Regions from separate parts of the Homo sapiens genome. Here region 2 is linked to region 1. Evidence: chromatin loops called from intact Hi-C (ENCODE). Cell type or tissue: IMR-90. All regions are shown on one strand. Links, peaks and the distances in the headings refer to the core of each region. The heading gives the core; the rest is flanking DNA.

Region 1 (5,000 bases), core at 1-5,000:
CTATAAGAGCCCCCACAAGGGTGTGTTTGGCTCTCATTTAGTGCAAAAAATAAATAACAACAGGTAAACTGTTTTGAGAATATGAGGACATCAAGTCTCAAATTCAGGTAAATCATTCAATGTCTTAACATTGCAGAATTTCAGTTAAGTGGCTATATTATTGCAGCAGTCTCTCCTCTCCCCACAAAGATGTCCACATTCTAGTCCCTGGAACCTGTGACTAGGAGACCTTCTATGTTAAAAGGGACTTTGTAGATCCAGTTAAGGACCTTGAGATGAGGAGATAATCCTGGATGACCTGGGTAGGCCCAATATCATCACAAGGTTTCTTGTAAGGGAAGGAGGGAGGTAGGAGAGGCAGAGTTGGAGAGATTTGAAGATGCTGTGCTTATGGCTTTAGAAATCAAGGAAGGGGTCAGGAGCCAAGGAGTCTGGGCACCCTCCAGAAACTGGAAAAGGTAAGGAAATGGATTCTCCCCTGGAGCCTCTGGAGAGAGTGAGCATGGACATTTTGATTTTAGCTCAGTGAGACCCTTTTAGACTTAAGACCGCCAGAGCTGGAAGATGATAAACACATGCTGTTTTAAGCCACTACGCTGAAGGTCCTTTGTCAAATCAGCAACGGGAAATGAATACAGTGTGTGTCAACCTCCAACCTCATGGGTTGCCAAAGGTTTCCCTCCAATTTGACACCCAGGCTGGGACTTAAATATAAACAGGAGTTGGGCAGAGGACGAAGGTGAAAGCAGAGGATAGTAAAAACAACAGCAAGAACAATTCTGAGAGGGGCACAGAGCTGAAATGTGTCCCTATGGCGAGCCACAAGTAGGGCTAAGTCACATGGGGCCTTGTGATACATGCTGAGAAACCTGGGTCACATTGTCCTAAGTCCACAGACAGCCCCTGCCCCGGGGGTAATGAGGTGATCAGATGTGCCTTTGGGTGACATCACTCTAAGCGCTATGAGGTAGGTGGATTGTAGGGAGCTTGAATTGATATAGGCTGTGGGAAGCTCCTGGGTGAGAAATGGGGGTAGCCCCACCAAATGTATGTTCATTCTACTGAGCTAGACTGCCCATCTAGCCTATTTCTTTGTACTAATATTAGTTATATTCAATACTCTCCATAGCCCGGACCAGACTGTAAACTTATTAAAGATGGACTTATTCATCTTTGAGTTCCCCACTGAGTCTAGCACCATGGCTTCCTCGCAAATTGTGAGGGCTGAGGAAAGTCTTGCAGCATTGAGCTCTTCCACATCAATGTCTAAATTTGCCTACCACTTAAAATATGCCCAGTATCAGGTGCTCCTCTTAATTATTCATGCATAAGCTCAGAAGATTAATTACACACGTATTTGTCACAACAGTAAAAAGCTTGAGGAACTTATATCATCAGCGAGAACCGAGCGAACACGAATCTGAGTAGGTAGAAACATTTGCTAAAAAAAACTCAAGGCTATCCTACAAGTGGATTATTTCAGATGCTAAAAATAAAGGAACTAAAATAACCTTAAGTCAAAGGGTTACTTTGGCTGAAAAATTATTTTGAAGAAGAACAAATGAGGATGCCCTAAGGAAACTAAGAAAATTATTTTCTACCTTCCCATGGGAGCACCAGATAAAGACACACACCTTTTCATCATACCAGCACCATCAGACAACACAACCCAGTCTCTCATTTAGTGCAAAAAATAAATAACAACAGGTAAACTGATCTGAGAATATGATGACATCAAGTCTCCAATTCAGGTAAATTATTCAATGTCTTAACATGGCAGAATTTTAGTTAAGTATAAATGGCTGTACTAGTGCAGTATTTCCAAATCAGGTTAATTCTAAATCATACAATACATTTTTTAATTTGCTGATAATTGGAAACCAAGTCTACATAACTCCAAAGCTTAGGATTTGCCACAGCTCAAGAAAAGACTGCAGTAAAAAGGAAGAAGTGACACCCTGAAAGCCCTCTGCTTCAAAAACGAAACACAGTTATGGGAAGGAGGTAGCTTGTAATTCAAAGCTTATGAATCTGCTAGTTTAGGGGGAATTTTCCGACCTCATTTATACCTTGCATGGCTTAAGGTTCTGGTCCTGTTTAATCTCTGCAGTTTTTAAATCACTTTTCTAGTTCCCTGTAAATCAACCATATAAAGACAGGAAGATAGGTGGATTTCTGAATGATTGGCCTCAAATCTAGCTTCCCTTTGATAAGCAGCTCACAAAAGATCTGAAATGAGATTCTGATGTTTAACATTGCATAGTTTTGGAATTTTAAATGTGACTGAAATTCATTCTTGGGTATGAGGGTGTTAAATTGTTATTTCATTATTGTTCAAAGCTGCTAGAGTACGTAATGATTAACAAATATAATATTCTCCAACTACGGAATCCAGCTCTCACAGTCAGCAAATGATTGATCACTGTCTGGATAGCAGAAAACAGATTTTAAAACATAGATTGCATTAAATAAAGTACTTAATGAATAATTATTTGTATTACTTCTGGATAAATTGCTTGGAACTCAGAGCTTCCTCTTACTGTGAGAATTAAAAAAGAATTAAATTCCTATACCATTCCACTTAATAGAAACTGCATGCCCACATTTTAATTTATGTATCTATTTCTAAGTAGCAGTGAGGTAAGACTTGTTGCCCACATGTTCAAGGCCTTGAAAACAGGCCCCATGCTCTTCTCATGATCATAGAAAGAAGAAATATCCTTTGCTTGAAAGGAACAGAGCTGGAATCTTAAGGATAAATAAAAACTCAAGAGTAATATAAGTCATTTTATTTCCTTATTTCACTATCACCCAAAATAATCTTTTCCACAACCAGAGCACAGATCCCTAATAATTACATCTTAAGAGAAAAGTCCTAATCCTTTCTGTTTCCAAGCAAACGATTATTTCTCTGCAGTGTTAACTTAGTAGAGTCAATGCTGGTGTTTGCCTTTGGGTCTTAATTTCTTGATGAGGAACACAGCCTAAGTTACTACTTAATTACCTCTATTTTTTCTGGTGCTGTTAGCAGAACAGAAGCAACCAACGATCCCGCAGACGCCCCAGCGAAGGCTTTGACATCCTTCACAAGTTTTTTGCCATGTCTGCAAAGTGCAGATGCTGCCCCCAAGTGGTAAATGCCCAGAAATCCACACGCTGCAAATGATAGGTTGATGTGCTTCATTCTAGCTGTAGCACTGGCAATACAAAAAACAAAAATGCTGTAAGTTGGAATAGTTTATCCCACATACTGTGTAGTCTTATGTTGATCATCGTTCCAAGGCTTTCTTCTAACATCATTCTCTGTTTTAAGCACAGTGGTTTCAATTAATTCTAATTAAACACAAGAATCTTTCAAGGAAACCCTTTCTTTCCCTCCTCACCTTGACCCAAGTCTTATACATTAAAACAAAACAAAACAAAAACATTCCACATTTATTCGGTACATAGATTATGAATCTACGATTTAATTACTTGGCAGGAAACAGACGTATAAATTCCAGTTGACAAGGGCATTTGGTCTTTTCTCTTGACCCTTTGAAACGTTTTGCGGGTGGGGGCGGCACTACCATTATGAAACAGAAAATTATTAGAGACCGTATCAAATTCCAAATGAACAATACATTTGTTCTTGGTAAGTGTATCAGAAGATTTCAAATACAGTTCCCTACTCCCCTTCCCAATTTCTATTGTGAGCACCCATGCTTTTATGAACGCCAATACAATTACTCAGTAACGCAATAAGCAATCACTCAACAATGCAATACATTTCTTTGCCAAGTATCTCAACACAAACTGAGGTCATGCCTGGTGAAGGCAATTTAAGGCTCTATGAAATGTCAGCCACGCCACTTTATACTTGGAACACATCTAAATACAAAATTACATGTTTTCCTATGCCTCAGTGCGCACAATTTGCCCAAGTGAATGAAATTGTGCCTCCACAAGGCTGTCCATTCTGAAGGTCTCAGGGTTTCCTTGGGGGCCCAAGGGCCCCATTCAGGGACCCCAAGATGAGGCACATTACAGGGCCTCGAATTTAGGGACCTAAGACCGCCTGTTCCTGATGCACCCGGCCAGGCCCTGTGAGGGCAGGTGGCTCGGCCGCCGCAGGCTGCGCTGGCGTCCGCGTAGGCTGAGTCCCAGTCATCGATCCGGGGTCAAGCCCCAGTTTTGATTCCACTTCTGCAAATGGGGACGGGAAGGGGGTTGGGTGTGTAGCAACCAGGCGGCCAGGCCCAGCCAGCACAGGCTCAGTGCCCTCCCGCGGCTTGGAGGCCGGCAGGGCCGGGGTGGTCCCCGCATCAGTCCCGCAGGAGCACACCCTTGCTGGGCCCCAGGGCTCCGTACCAATGCAGCCCCGGGACACTTCCGTGTTGAACGAGTCCCTTTAACCAGATGGCGGGGCCGGGCCGTCACTCAACGCCATTCCGCCACCAAGGCCGCGCTACGCTCTCCGCGAGCCGGCCCAGGAAAGTCCTGCGGCAGGGGTTGGTACCGCCTCCCGCGCAGGTATGTGACGTCATCGCGCCGACGAAGGCGCCCGCTAGGCCCCGCCTGCTCTATTTAAACTTCTGGACTCAACCTGGCCGCTAGACCGGAGCGTCCTCCAGCGCAGGCAAGGATTCCTCGTTTAGAGTCATGTTATCTTCGAGTACCTAGAGAGACATTTTAACCCACACCCTAGAGAGGCGTTGTAATCCTTACGTGTCTTTTAACGCTACTTGGCCCTTACCTGCGAGCAACTGACCTTTAATAATCCTCATTTTCTGTGCCCCGGAAGTGCCTTACCCTCTTCGCGTCTGTTTCCCGGAAGTGGTTCTTCTCCCTCTCCACCCTTTCGCCCGCCTGGGCGGTCCAGCTGCCCCTAGGGGCCAACTCCAGCGGCTATTTTGGGGCTGGACATCCCGCAGCTTTTCAAGGCGTGCCTTTGGTTTTTTTAAGAAGTGCTATCTAAAGGAAAAGCTGGACTATGACTCTGGGGAACTTTCATATCCTCA
Region 2 (7,710 bases), core at 1,301-6,300, 850 kb before region 1:
GTACTCCACTGAGCTCTAAAACACAGACATGGCCAATGTGTCCTTCTAAGAATTTCCAGTGAGCTCAAATGCCTATTGTACCATGTGTAAACTTTTCTGCTTGGTTTCCAAAGTCCTCACGATTGATTCTGTGTTGGCTGCACTCCTGTTGGACTTGTTCTGTTCAGCACTAATCCCACCCTCTGTTCTTCTCTGTAAAAACGCTGAGCATTTATCTCAGGCCCTGTGCCATCCCCAGTTCCCCTATGATGCTCTAATTTGTGCCTGAGTGAACTTTTGGTCTGACTGTCACACTAGGCAGAGCTGCCTCCCCCAACATTGCACTGTAGAGATGGTCCAGCGTACAGCAGAGTTGAAAGAATTTCACAGAACACCTGTATCCCTAAGTCACCACCCAGAATGTACTCTCTATTTTTTTTTTTTCCTTTGAGACAGAGTCTTGCTCTGTCACCCAGGCTGGAGGGCAGTGGCATGATCTCGGCTCACTGAAACTTCCACCTCCTAGGCTCAGGTGATTCTCCCACCTCAGCCTCCTAAGTAGCTGAGACTACAGGCAGGCGCCACCACACCTGGCAAATTTATCATCATCATCATTATTATATTTTGTAGAGACACGGTTTCACTATGTTTCCCAGGCTAGTCTTTAACTCCTGAGCTCAAGTGATCCTCCCACCTTGGACTCCCAAAGTGCTGGGATTACAGGCATGAACCACCACCTGTAAGACTGTATTCTTAACAAGGTGATAGCATAATAGTTTGGGCTATGAGTAGAAATGTCTAAAGGCTGGTTGAAATGAGCCCAGTCTACCTATTTATGTGGACTTAGCCCTTATTCATTAAGAAATATGCAGGTTTCCACGAAAAAGAGTAGAATCTACCACGTCCCTTGTTTATTAATTGTGAATATTATCTCACAACTTCAACCCTGGTATTATACAAAAAAAGACAGATACCGAATATACACAAAACTTAGGCTGGCAAAATGAGTCTACTCTATCTGTTTATGCAGTTTAACATGTATAACTTTCTTGAAAATAGAACAGAAAAACAAAAACAAAAATAATTTTTTTAAAACCTGAAATTCAGCTCCTAAAACAACACTAACAAGTACAAGAAAACTAAAACACGCAAAGTAGTGATGGCTAGGCTGTAAAAAATTGATTTCCAGCCGGAACAGTGGCTCACTCCTGTAATCCCAGCACTTTGGGAGGCCGAGGTGGGCAGATCACCTGAAGTCAGGAATTCAAGACCAGCCTGGCCAACATGGTGAAACCCCATCTCTACTAAAAATAAAAAAATTAGCCGGGCGTGGTGGCGTGTGCCTGTAATCCCAGCTACTTGGGAGGCTGAGACAGGAGAATCACTTGAACCCAGGAGACAGAGGTTGCAGTGAGCCGAGATCGTGCCACTGCACTCCAGCCTATGCAACAGAGCAAGACTGTGTCTCAAAAAAAAAAAAAAAAAACAAAACTGATTTCCGATTTCTGGTTTTACTTGTAATAAATATCAACCCTAGAAGTGATATGTAAGCAATGCCATCATTTTTGTTTCACAACAATGATGGCATTTTTGTGGCTGGGAACAGAGAGCCCTGGGGTGCCTCCCAGCTTGGTCGCTCAAGTCCCCACCAAGCAATGAGTGTGCTCACACTCGCAAGTCTCAGGACCTGGCGTTCGGCACATGGAGGCCCTCTACCCACTGGGTCTCTGGCCTTCAGGGGATGTGTTGGCAGATGTCGCACCCTGCCTGGCACACAGTGGGCGGGTGCTTTCACTCGATGGGTGCTCATTATCCTGAAGGTGGTTTCTGGGGGGCTTCTGAAGGTGGCCTTATGTTTGCTTGATATTTTTTAGAACAAAATAATGATACATGAATAACTTAGAAAATATTCTCAGTGAAAACTTGATTCTTTAATGTCAGCTCTGTTGGACACTTTCTCCTAGTAAGATGGGAATTAATATTTAACATAATTAATAACCCTTTGATCCTACTTGTTTTTGACTACTTTCCTATGACTACTACTACTACTATGCCTAATTAACCTGGTGACACCTATGGCATGATCAATTCCCTAAGGCAATTCCCTAAGAGATTCAGAAGTCTCTTCAGTGACTGATGATTTAATGGAATGCCCTTGAACTCTGGAGGCATGCTGCTCCTGTGAGCTCACACCCACACTGCGGGCAAGAAGCAGCAGCAGGGCCTGACTGAAGAGCTCCAAGATCGTCCACACGGCCCCTGGCCACTGCCTCCTGTATTCCTGACACAAATGCCAAGTACAAAACCAGGGCTGCTTCCCTGACAGGAGCTTGGGAAAAACTTCCTTTAGTATTACAATATGCACATCACAGGAGGAAGACCCACAATGTGTCACTGTCTCTAAGTAAGAAGCATGAGAGGAAACATTTCATTTCTGCAAGAGAAATATATCTGTAAGTAAATGTAGATTAATAATAAGGAAAATGTTTAGAACTTTCTAAAAGCTAAATGACTTTTAAAAAATGCAACTGCTCATTTTTCTTTGACAAGTCTAAAACAAACATTGTCAATGAGAACACCAAGATGTTAAAACACAATTCATTCCATGGGCCTCTTTGCAGGGTACCTTGTGAGAGAAATTCCTCCTCATGAGGGCCCTTGCTCTGTGGGTTTCACCATAACTGGTCCCATGCAATGGCAGCATGTGGTTTCCACATACACTTTGCTTCCATATACATTTTAAAACATGGCTAATTTTTTGTGGAGACAGGGTCTGGCTATGTTGACCTGGCTGGTCTCAAGCTACTGGGCTCAAGCATCCTCCTGCCTCAGCATCCCAAAGTGCTGGGATTACAGGTGTGAGCTGCCACACCCGGCTGCGCATGGTGGTGTGTGCCTATGGTCCCAGCTACTTGGGAGGCAGAGGCAGAAGGATTGCTGACGCCCAGGAAATGGAGGTTGCAGTGAACTACGATTGTGCTACCACCGCCTATGGCCTGGACAACAAAGGGGACCCTATCTGAAAAACAAAAGGAAAACAAAACCAAAACCAAAAAACCCCACATGAAACACCATGTTTCCATTAACAGAGTACCTTGCAAAACAAGGACTGCCTGTACTTGAAATTCCGTTTAATTGCCTTAGCTATAGGAACAGCTCATGTTAACAAGGCAAATATTTCACCTTGTCTTTATCAGTTTGTAAATACAGAACTGAATGCAAGTGCCAACATACTCTGATCGCTTCTGGGACATGGTTATGGAGTGCAGCACCTTCACTTTTCTAGTGAACAATAACTCAGGTTAAACAACAACAACAAAAATGGTGTTTCTGGGAAGAAGGCTTTATAGCCTGAAGCTATGGAATAATTCTTCCACAAGGGGGAAATTCTAAGGAAAAATGAACATGTTGCAGAGGAATTTGTAACAGGGTGCCAAGCATGCAGACATACACATGTCCAGACATAAGAAGCAGATACATGTTCCCACTGGGAGCTGTTCCAGCCGCACCTGGAGGCTCAGCCTTGACTCTCTGACTTACTAGCTGGGAGGTCTCAGGCACGTCCCACGTTAAGCAATTGCAGTCAAGTTGAATTCAATAATGAGACTTAAATCAAGAATGAGATTTCAATCAGCCCAGGTATGTGTGTTGCTAAGAATGCCCCACTGTCTTTCAATGACTGTTTATAGCTATGGCATCATAAAAACTACACACCTGGTTTTTGTCCCCAGTTCATGACATGGAGCTCCTAAAACACTTGGAATTTCTGAGTCATTAATAAGCCATTTTCAACCTAATAAGATGCCTCTAGTGGACCCAGGATAGCTTTAGGACAGGGTCTGGACATCAGAAAGACCAAATATGCGATTAGAAGATTAGGTCTGGGCACGGTGGCTCACGCCTGTAATCCCAGCACTTTGGGAGGCTGAGGCGGGTGGATCACGAGGTCAGGAGTTCAAGACCAGCCTGGCCAACATGATGAGACCCTGTCTCTACTAAAAATAGAAAAATTAGCCAGGCGTGATGGCACACGCCTGTAATCCCAGGTACTCAGGAGGGTGAGGCAGGAGAATCGCTTGAACCCGGGAGGTGGAGGTTGCAGTGAGCCGAGATCATGCCACTGCACTCCAACCTGGGCAACAGAACGAGACTCCATCTCAAAACAAACAAACAAACAAACAAACAAGACTGGAACTTTCAGCCCTCCCCCTCATCTCCAGGGAGGGCACCTTGGCCTGGATTGAGTTCAATGAGCAATCGTCAGTGATGTCATCACTCACACCTACGTAAGAAAGCTCCATAAAAACCTCTACATAAGGGGCCTGGGGAGCTTTGAGTTTGGTGAGCACATGGAGGTGCTGGGAGGGTCAGGTGCCCAGAGAGGGCAGGGGAGCATTGCAACCACCCGCCATACATTGGCCAATGCCTTGCTTCCATTTGGCTGTCCCTGAGTTTTATCCTTCATAACAAAGCAGCAAGTGTATGAAAGTGTTTTCCTGAGCTCTGTCAGTCATGTTAGGGGATTATTAGACCTGAAGAGAGGATTGCAGGAACCCCCAATTTGTAGCCAATCAGAAGTACAGGTGGCCCCTGGAACGTGCAATGGGCGTCTTGTGGGACTGGGGCCTTAACCTTCGGGGTCTGGGCTAACCGTAGGAGTCAGTGTCAGAACTGAACTGAATTGCTGGATGCCCACTTAGCTTCAGAGAATCAGAGGCCTGTGTACTGAGGCACAGGTTCCGGCTGCCTCTATAGGCTCAAGGTAGTAAGTTGCACCCTGGGCAAAAAACAAAACAAAACAAAACAACAACAACAAAAAACAGGTCTTTCAAGACTACTCCGGTAGCTCCGCTTTATTGGGAAGGTTTCTGAGTAATTTCCCTGAGCTCGTGATTGGTGTCACTGGTTAGTAATGAGAGGTGAGGCCTGAAAAAGACCTCTCACTGAAAGGCTCTTCCCCACAAACCACAAAAGTCCTCACATGCAGGAACCCAGGGGAAGCAGGCATTTGCAGAGACTCCCCGACGGATGCCCTCCCCAGCTGCTTACACTTACATCGCCAGCGGGAGCCCCCCTTTCAAGGGTGACTTCCTGTGATTCTGGAATCTGTACCTGCAGATCGTTCAGGCCAAGGACTCCATCTTGGCAGTCACAGAACGGTCAGAGGAATCTGGAGCCAGGCCCAGCCACCACAAGCGGTCGGCTCTCTAAACGCTCTGCCCAGGTCACCTGAGGAGGAGCCTTATTTAACAAGAAGAGGGAGCCAGGGGCCGTCTCCACTGCATACCCTGCATGGTCAAGCAGCCGTGGTGCGGGACAGGGGGTGCCACGGCATACAAGCCCACCAGCTGCCACTTTCCAATGGAGAAATGGATGGAAGTCCAAAAACTTGGCGATAAAAACCCAGCGTCACTACACAAGCAAAAACTGCAGCAACCAACGAGCACTCTATAAGCAGTTGGGGAGGGGAAGTGAGTTTTAGTGATTTACATCTGAACTGCAGTGAATACTCACCTTAAAGCCTGCACCTAGACAATAAGACTGTTTTAAGCCCCACATCATTAAAACCGCCGCTTCCCTGGAAAATGTCTGAATAGGCCTTGTTCTGGCACTGTAAGCTTCTCAGATTGTCCCTGAGACCCAGTGGATTCTGGCTGAGTCTCCCTGGCCTGGTGACTTAGGTGCGGCCACGATTCCTCACAAAATCTTCCAACCAGACCATCTCCCTGCCCACATACCCAAGTTCTAGGGAGCATTGCAAAGTGGCCTTCAACAGCACAAACCACAACTTTTCACATTTAGCAAACACTACATGGATATTATTTGGTGGAACATGGTTGTGGAACACGGCCCGTGTCACCGGCACCCACTTACCTTCTCCATAGCAGGAGGGGGAGAGAACCTCTTGGCACAAGCTAGGAAGATGTCCGGGTCTGGCTTGCCATGCTGCACTTCGGGGTCATCTCCCAGCACAATGTGGGAAAACAAGCTGAAGAACTCCTTGTGGCGGCTTGTCTTCATATCGAACGACGCGGACCCCGAGCTGGTGGCCAGTGCAAAGGGGATGCCATGTTTCCGCAGGTGGATGATGAGTTTCTCCGCCCCTGGGGAGGAGGAGGGAAGGACTGAGGTGAGGGGCGAGGCCTCCACCATAAGACCTTCTTGCAGGGACAGTCCCTCCAGCTGTGTGGCAGCACACTCTCAGGCTGCTCCTTTTGAGGAATTTCTGACCTAGGACAGATTGTCTAAAAGCGGTTGTCAGCTCCACAACATCCCTGCTCAAATAAAACAAACCAAAAAATCAAAAAAGCTATTGGCGGTTGAGCGATACGTTTCCCAAAGGAACAGAAGAAGAGCGCACTGGGAGGCACTGCTGCTTTGCCTGCTGGGCCTCCTTATGAAACGTGGAGAAGGGCAGAGAGCAGGCCCAGGAGGTGACTGGACCTGGGATCTGGCCAGGGCACCGGGGAAGGCCCTTCAGCAGGGCCTCGCTGAACCATACTTTTTTTTCCAGAGCAGTAAATACACAAGGACTATGCTTTTGGTGTTTTCTGCAAAAATGCTGTATTCTACAGAAAACACTTCAATCATTCTTCACCCTGCTAAGGAGAGGAAATTACACAAAGGCGTCCACCAGATGCTGAAGAAGGCTGTGGCTGAGGGACTGCTGCAGCGCTACTTAACAAGGGATCAGGGGACAAAAGAAAGCTGCTGAACACAGCTGATCAACAGCAACGTGCCATATGAAAAGAGCATCCTCACACTGTCATTAGCCACACGGATTAACTACAGGGACCACACAGGTCCATGGAGGTCATCATAGAGCCAATCATGAGAGGACTAGTTATCAGAAAGAATCAAAAATACCAGGAGTCCTTCCTACCTTTAACTTATGCGACTAGCACAACAGGAACATCTAAATCCACACAAGGTGTGACGGTTTGCCTAAAATTTCATTTTATTTTTCAGACAGGGTCTCACTCTGTTGCCCAGGCTGGAGTGCAATGGCTGATCTTGGCTCACTGCAACCTCGGCCTCCCAGGTTCAAGCGATTCTCCTGCCTCAGCCTCCAGAGTAGCTGGGACTACAGGCATGTGCCACCACGCCCAGCTAATTTTTGTATTTTTAGTAGAGATGGGGTTTCACCATGTTGGCCAGGCTGGTCTCAAACTCCTGACCTCAGGTGATTCGCCTGCCTCAGCCTCTCAAAGTACTGGGATTACAGGCATGAGCTACCACGCCTGGCCTAAAATTATTTTAAATAATTGTATAATCATGCCTATTTTAATAATGTCATGATTTAATGTCCCTACTTTGTCAATTGTTACACAAAACAATCAACAGACTCATTTTTTCCGAACACCTACAGTCATTCAGGATAAGGTAACAGATATCTGGAGCACCTGACCCTCTAAAGATTTTTAAAAGGAAGGCATGGACAGATCATAATGTAGTTCCAGGACAAAGTTAAATAAAGCAAATGAAATCAAGCAAAATCTAGCACTCCACTGGGTGTAGAATTCATAGTGTCTAACATTCAATCAAAAATTACCATGCTGCAAAGAAGCAAATACCACCCACAATCAGGAGAAATAGACACAGAAATGATAGAGACAGATGGAATTAGCAGATCATGACCTTATGTAACGGCTTTATAAGTATTATAAACACACCTAAGATAGACACTATCAGAATAAAAAAGAAAAACAAAAGACCCAACTACATGTTGTC

What was found. Peaks named below come from ENCODE experiments on the same cell type or tissue, not always from the same donor. Only the 100,000 strongest peaks of a DNase experiment are listed, where the experiment ranks them.
Region 2: it touches region 1 in a loop (5-fold over the local background); 8 of 110 quality-filtered maps call a loop at or near these places.

Annotation. Positions count from the first base shown.
Region 1 is chrX:7,922,936-7,927,935 of GRCh38, forward strand. It overlaps PNPLA4 (patatin like domain 4, phospholipase and triacylglycerol lipase), which reads right to left and starts at 4,478. Exons shown (of 7, transcript NM_004650.3): 1 at 4,351-4,478; 2 at 3,005-3,197. The coding sequence starts at 3,184. LOC107985675 (a long non-coding RNA gene) reads left to right here and starts at 4,565. Exons shown (of 5, transcript XR_001755784.2): 1 at 4,565-5,000. RefSeq lists a silencer at 2,913-3,207 and enhancers at 3,184-3,233, 3,896-4,125, 4,356-4,595, 4,616-4,665. In IMR-90, for the core only: a CTCF peak has its summit at 3,124 (motif pointing left); DNase peaks (open chromatin) are centred at 3,126 and 4,516; H3K4me3 peaks cover 1,178 bases; H3K27ac peaks cover 358 bases.
Region 2 is chrX:7,071,367-7,079,076 of GRCh38, forward strand. PUDP (pseudouridine 5'-phosphatase) reads right to left here. Exons shown (of 4, transcript NM_012080.5): 3 at 5,854-6,083. Among named protein-coding and RNA genes, the nearest start is that of STS, 72 kb to the right of the region's middle. In IMR-90, for the core only: no CTCF peak of the experiment used is centred there; no DNase peak of the experiment used is centred there.